Regions from separate parts of the Homo sapiens genome. Here region 2 is linked to region 1. The links are chromatin contacts, found by Hi-C or POLR2A ChIA-PET in ENCODE. All regions are on one chromosome and are shown on one strand. Each heading gives the region's core, a stretch centred on a gene start or an enhancer-like site at or near the end of the contact. The rest is flanking DNA. Distances are from core to core; before and after follow the strand shown. Region 1 has its middle 20 kb from the start of ZNF467. Region 2 has its middle 9.4 kb from the start of ATP6V0E2.

Evidence for each region. A loop is a pair of places that touch in the nucleus more often than their neighbours do. ChIA-PET counts read pairs that join two places held with the same protein, here RNA polymerase II (POLR2A). Pooled maps may share reads with other maps.
Region 2: POLR2A ChIA-PET joins it to region 1 with 14 read pairs in BJ. The contact joins two enhancer-like sites. A Hi-C loop is called at or near these places in 4 of 50 pooled maps. POLR2A ChIA-PET finds 5 or more read pairs at or near these places in 2 of 52 experiments (BJ and activated CD4-positive, alpha-beta T cell).

The regions. Positions count from the first base shown.
Region 1 is chr7:149,752,062-149,755,186 of GRCh38, reverse strand. No RefSeq gene overlaps it. Among named protein-coding and RNA genes, the nearest start is that of ZNF467, 20 kb to the left of the region's middle. Within about 2 kb of position 1,631, at least 2 of the 41 ENCODE cell types and tissues checked have a DNase peak (open chromatin) inside an H3K27ac peak, as active enhancers do.
Region 2 is chr7:149,881,778-149,885,028 of GRCh38, reverse strand. It overlaps a transcript of ACTR3C not described here. Among named protein-coding and RNA genes, the nearest start is that of ATP6V0E2, 9.4 kb to the right of the region's middle. Within about 2 kb of position 1,453, at least 10 of the 41 ENCODE cell types and tissues checked have a DNase peak (open chromatin) inside an H3K27ac peak, as active enhancers do.

The DNA of each region.
Region 1 (3,125 bases), core at 382-2,881:
CTGTGTCCCTCCTCTTCCTATAAGGACAACAGTCATATTGGAGAACGGCCCACCCTAATGACCTCATCCTGATTTTATCCGCAAAGATCCTATTTTCAAGAGGCTATATTCATAGGTTGGGGCCAGGGCTAGGACTTCAACACAACTTTTTGGACTTCTTGGGGGGCGCAATTCAATTCATAACAGAGACCTTGAGTAAAATACTGTGTCAAAGTTGGGGGAGCTGAGGCTGAAATGAGGGCTCCTGGTATTGGGAGGGAATGGGGCAGTGCAGCTCTAATCAGAGCCCATGAGAGTGGACCTGTGGGTCCAGGCAGCTCTTACCCCAGGAGCTCTTGGATCCACCCTGTGCTATGTTTTGGAGATGTGTCATATCATTCAAAAAAGCCAAAAGAGGCTGGGCACTGTGGCTGACACCTGTAATCCCAGCACTTTGGGAGGCCGAGGTGGGAGAATCACTTGAGGCCAAGAGTTCAAGACCAGCCTGGGCAACATAGGGAGACTCCATTTCTAAAAAAAAAAAAAAATTTAATTACCCAGGCATGGTAGCAGGCCTGTAGTCCTAGTGACTCAAGAGGCTGAGGTAGGAGGATGCCTTGAGCCCAGGAGTTTGAGGTTACAGTAAACCAAGATTGTATCACTGCACTCCAGCCCGGGTGACAGAGCAAGAACTTGTCTGAAAAAAAAAAAAAAAAAGATAAAACATAAACAGTTTTGCTTTGTGTTACTTTATTCTTCGTGTGATTTTTAAATTTAAATTTTTCCTAGTCCTATAACAGTAAAATAGCTTTGATAGGACAGTAAACAGTTGACTTTTAGGAGACACTAAGAGCAACTGGGAACTCAGCCTTTTTCCATCAAACATGACTGTTTTGTTTGGTGTTTCTGTAAACTGTGTTTATGTGTCGGGGGTGGTGGTGTGCACACCAGGATTTACTTGTAGAGAGACATAGATGAAGGAAGGAGACAGCCTCCCGAGGAAGATGTTGCCTATGCTGGGGAGAGGGCTTGAAGGGGAGCCGGGGTGGGGGTTGGCGAGGTGGGTTGAGGGTGGGAGGGCTTCTGCTAGTATGTTCAGGGAGACAGATGGGCCGACTGAAGGCAGACAGGTTGGTGAGTGCGTTCACGGGACATGCTGGTTTCCAGTAGTGAAAGATTCTTTCTGCTCCTGGGACTCAAGAACCTGCTCGTAGTTGTTAACTCCAGGGTCCTGGGGAGGCCACCCATGCCCCACAGGGAAGAAAACTTCTTCACTCACTTACTGATCCTTGAAATGTCTTTTAACCAGAGACAAGTCTTGTATTTCACAGTCAGAGGGAGTATGCAAGACCCCCAGAAGAGGGCGCACGGCCACAATTCCACGCTGGTGGAAGGACTGGAATCCTGTCCTTCCCTGGGAACCCTCACCTGGGGAAGGATGAGTGAGTGTCACACTGAGGCCTCCCACAGTGGAGAAGCAGCAACGGAGAAGGAGGCCCCAGGAACCCTAAAGACAGAGACTTTAAGGTCGGGAGGGTTTCACAGAGGCTTTAGGAAACAGATTTATCCAACTGCCACAAAGGACTGAGCCTTCAGGCGTGGGATTAGGTCAGCCTTGGGGCAGGGGACATTCTTGGTCAATAGCAGGACTTTGATTTACGTAACGGGCTTATGCAATGTCATTACATAACATCATTAGGGGCATCGCAAATCGGATTCTATTTCAGGCTCTACAGGAGCCAGACCCAGGGCTCCCCTCCGGCCCAGCAAGACAGGATTCCCGTGGGCCCAGTGTCCCTGTCCTCGCTGGGATTTTCTCTCTTGAGATTTCACTGTGGGGCTTCCAGGAGAACTCCTAAGGCCTCAGGATCCTCTTTCTCCAGAATGATGGAGCTCGCGTCATAGCACGCTCATCCTTTGCAGATGCCTGCCCTGCTGCCCCTGCTGCCCCTGACCCTCCCAGTACTGTCCCCCCAAGCCCAGGCCAGTGGGCAACCTTCTCCTATCAGGTCCCCCTCTGACTTCTCCCCAACTCCTGCTTCCCCATCTATCCTCCAACTGTCAGGCTGATCTTCCTTATAACTTATTACGCCCCAGCTTAGAAACTTCTGCTCATCTGAATATCCAGAGGCCTTAGCGGTTGACACATTGTGCCACATTATTCTGTGTGTCCCTCTGGGGGTGGCAAGCTTCCCTGGCACAGAGCAGAGTGCCCACCTAGCCAGTGTGCAATACATGTCTGTTCTAACTCAAGGCTCTCTACAGTTGGCCCCAACAAACTTTTGAAACTTATTTTCCAAACCTCCTGGGTACACACCCTCCCTTACACCAAGCGGTCTTGTTCCTGTCTCCGGGCCGTGTGGTCCTTCCTGCCTCCTGCCCCGGCCTCCCTGGGCTTCCCCATCACAAAGTGCCTACTGCCCTGACTTCCCTTTTAAATCCTACCTATTTTTCGAGCACAGATGGGGGCCACCTCCTGGGGGTGTCCTTCCCCAATGATCCCAGCACACAACAATCTCCTCCTTTAAGCTGTCATGGTTCCTCTGCTTCCCACCTTACCAGATGTCGCCTGCAGTTGTTGGGTGTGTCCGCGTGTGCCTAAAATGTGTGAGTGCCTCCTGTGACTGAGGCTCCTACTTAATTCCCCTAAGCCCCCTTTGGTACGGGGTTGCTGTCCTCACTTCTCAGGTAAGGAAACCGGGGTTTAGAAAGGTTACACCCTTGTAGGAGCCTCATCTCTCCAGGCCCACTGGGAACATCTCGAGGGCGGAAGTCGTGTTTTTTTGTCTTGGTATTTCCAGGACCTGGCACATTTGAACACTCACAACACGTATGTTGAATTGTACAGGTGGAAGAGGAGCCTTTACAAGGCCTACCCATCTCAAAATCCCTCCCCTACCGGATAATCTGAGTGCCTAAAATCCACCCCTGCAGAGTTATAGCTGTGAACTAAGACAGGGTGACAGCAAACACAAATCCCAAAGTTAATAAATTCAGCGATCTATTTTTTCATGTGGCTGCTGAGATGGTTAAAGCTAAACTTACTGCTCAAATGCAATTATGTGAGTTAGATATCTGGTATGTTTCACATACTCTGCATGTCCCATTTAAAGCCTCACTGTAATATACCACCTTCGTTGGCCGTT
Region 2 (3,251 bases), core at 204-2,703, 130 kb before region 1:
CCCCTCCCCCACAAAAAAACCCAAAGAATTATCTAGCCCAAATTGTCAACAGTGTCAGGGCTTGGACATCCTGTCTTCGAGGGCTTCAGTTAGCACCAAAACCCTTGGGAGCTGGTTTAAAATGTGGAGTCTAGAATCCCCTAAACCCATAGGGTGCAGTGTGAGACCCAGGAACCTGTACTTTCAAGCATTCCAGATTATTCTGTTACAGGTAGACCATACTCCACATTGACAAGTAGCACTGCAGGCTGCACCCGGCGCATGATTCCCAAACTCTGGCCCTGTGTGGGTCTGCCTGGGGCAGAGGCAGCTGGAGAGCTGGCTAAAGCCCCAGCCTCCTTCATCCCTGGAGGTTCTCTTGTAATAGACATGGCTTCCATCCCAGAATTCCATGGGTTGTTTTGTTTGGCTTAAGTGATTCCTTTTTTTTTTTTAAGTTGACAAAAATTGCATACATGTAGGTATATACCATGTTTGGAAATGTGTATACATTGTGAAATGGCTAAATTGAGCTAATAACAAATGCATTACCTCACTTTTCATTTTGTGAAATCTACTCTCATCAATTTCCAGCATACAACACACTGTTGAGCACTTTGTCACCATGGGCTGCACACTAGGTCTCTTGGACTTATTCCTCTTGTCTAACTGAAATTCTCTATCTTTTGACCAACATTTCCCCAATGAGAGATTCGTATTTAGATTTGCTAACCCAGTATGTGGCCTAAATCCACACAGGACTCTGGTCATCTGCCCTCATCTTCCAGTGCTACAAGTCAAGCAAAACTGTGGTGCCTGCCAGCTGATTTCATTCCCGGAAGCCCAAAGCTTTACCAGCAGGTCACTTCCAGCACACAGATAAGGAGATTAGCCACGCCTCTCACTTCACCTCCAGCTCCTCACTGTTCCAGAATTACCAACTATCCTATTTCTGTTCAAAGCAGCCAAAATTAACTGAGGGCTGCTCTTTGAGGGCTTCTGCAGGGAGCGTGGACCCTATGGCCAGCAGGAGCAGCACCTCCCTCCCTCCCTCCCTCCACTAAAAACCTGTGGCGTCCCTGTTACAGAATGGAATGTGCTAGATCTCTCAGGGATGCTGAGGTACGAAACAGTTCGGGAAGACAGAACCAGAAGACGGTTCGGGAAGCCTGGGATCAGAGTGGAGAACGACAGAGCTCTTCAGCATGGTCCTTTGGTTTCCGAAGCAGTGCCTGGCACCTCATGATGGCTCAATGCTCGTCATTCATTGCCACTATGAAATATTCCTGAAGGGCGTTTCCTCCAGGCTGTGGTACTGTCTGGAGAATTATCGTGGCTCCCTGCTCAAGCCTATGACTCTAGGGCCACCATCTCTGACCTCGGCACCATCCACCCCCAGCAATGCGCAGATTGGACGAGGGCTCGCTAGAGACTTCATCCTGCACGCAGGCGCTGCCCTCTGTTGGCCATACTCTTTGTGTGCAGCTTAACTTTTCTTGGTTACCTTTACTTTTTTTTCTCAGTGGCTTTGTCCTCTGTCTCAGCGTGGCCTCCAAGGCCACTTCCTGCTCTGCCACTTGGTATGGTTCAGGGCTGCCCTGCTCTCAGTCACGGCCCATTTTTAGAGCTTTTTTGCATCGTGTAGGTCCGTGAGCATCTGTGTCAGAGGCTGATATTTACTGATGTGCCTCCCACATTGGGGATGGTGTTGGGGGCACGGGTGGGGTTTGAAACTGATAACTCTAACAGAAGTTGGGTACATAGTGACTGTGTCCAAACCCCTGCACCAAGAGACTGGACCAACCCTAGCATGGCTTCTGGCAGCCCAAAGCGGCATCCCTGGGACCACCTGGCCACCCTTTGAGTTCCTGTCTGAAAAAGCTCAAGGCCGTCAAAATCATTTAGTGTTTGTTCCTACCAACACCTGACAACAGGCCTCTGACCACCCCCTCACTTTCTTAGAGCATTTACGTTAAAAACACTTAGAGTCGTACCTCCTTCCCTTGTCCCTTTGAGATGTACATGCATGTGTGTCCAGGAGTGTCTTTCTCAAGAGCCTGAGAGCCAGTCCTTTGAAATGGCATCATCAGGAAGGATGGGGCCTGTCTCCCAGGCTCTGGGGGAGGCCAGAACCTAACTTCCATCACTGCCAGCTGGCACACACAGCTGGCCCGGCCACAATAACACAGACAGCCCTTTGTAATTTTTCACTCCCATGATTCCTGAGCCCTGGAATGCCCTTTCCCGACTCCTACGTTCTCCCATTAAACTGTCCAGTCCCCCTGCACAGATCTGAATGGAGCTCAGCTTCTCCCCTGTCAGTGGTTAATGAATAAGGTCTGTTTTCGTAGCTTTAACTAAGGTCCAGCTTAGTTTATCTTTGACAGACCTACTTACCCTGCAGGTTCCCACCTCGGGCCTGGAGGGAAAGCCTCTGGGAGGAACACGGTCCTCACCAAAGGGTGGGAGACCAGATCGTGCCAGGGAGTGGAGTGGACATGAGCTCTGGGACCCTCTCCTCTCTCCCGGAATGGCTGCACAGGAAGGAAGGATGGAAGATGTGAGAAAGGCCACCCTGCCTGGGAAGGAGCTACCAGCCCTCAGCAGTCCAGAGGCTGCCCAGAGAGCAGCGAGCAGCTCTCCAGGACTCCACCTCCCAGGCCCAGAGGATGCCACCCAGGGGGCTCAGTGAGAATTCAGCCACAGCCACACACATCCCGGGAGAGTGTCTAAAGATGCCACCAATCCAATATCACAGAAGGCAAGAACCCAAAGAGCAGAAGCCGAGACAAGGAAGTAGCCATTTTGGATACATGCCCCCCACCCCAATCCTGGGCCAACGTGGATCTTCAGCATCCTGAACCTGAAGCCCCCATGGTGGGCCTGTGGCGGGCTGGGTGTGGCTTCAGAGGTGCAGCGGCAGGAACTGGCAGAGTGGTTCCCCCAGGCCCAGGGCTGACCCACAGCGACATGGGAAAATGGGCCCAGTAGGTCCCTCCTTGTTTAGCTCCCTTTGGTCTTTCCAGGTCCAGCTTCACTGGGTCCACGGGGTCCCCATCCTGAGGTCACTGTGTTTCTCACCCCCCACCTGCCCACTCGCTCCCAGCCCACTGCAGTCTGACTTTACTGCCCATCACCAAAGATGCCAGCTGACCTTGACTTCTTGGGGGTAGAGGACAATGGGGGTCTGTGTTACCTCAACCACTCTCTCCTGTTGAACCTCTCATCCTCCTGAGTGACACTCACCTGGTTGTCTTCCGGCTACCTGCAAC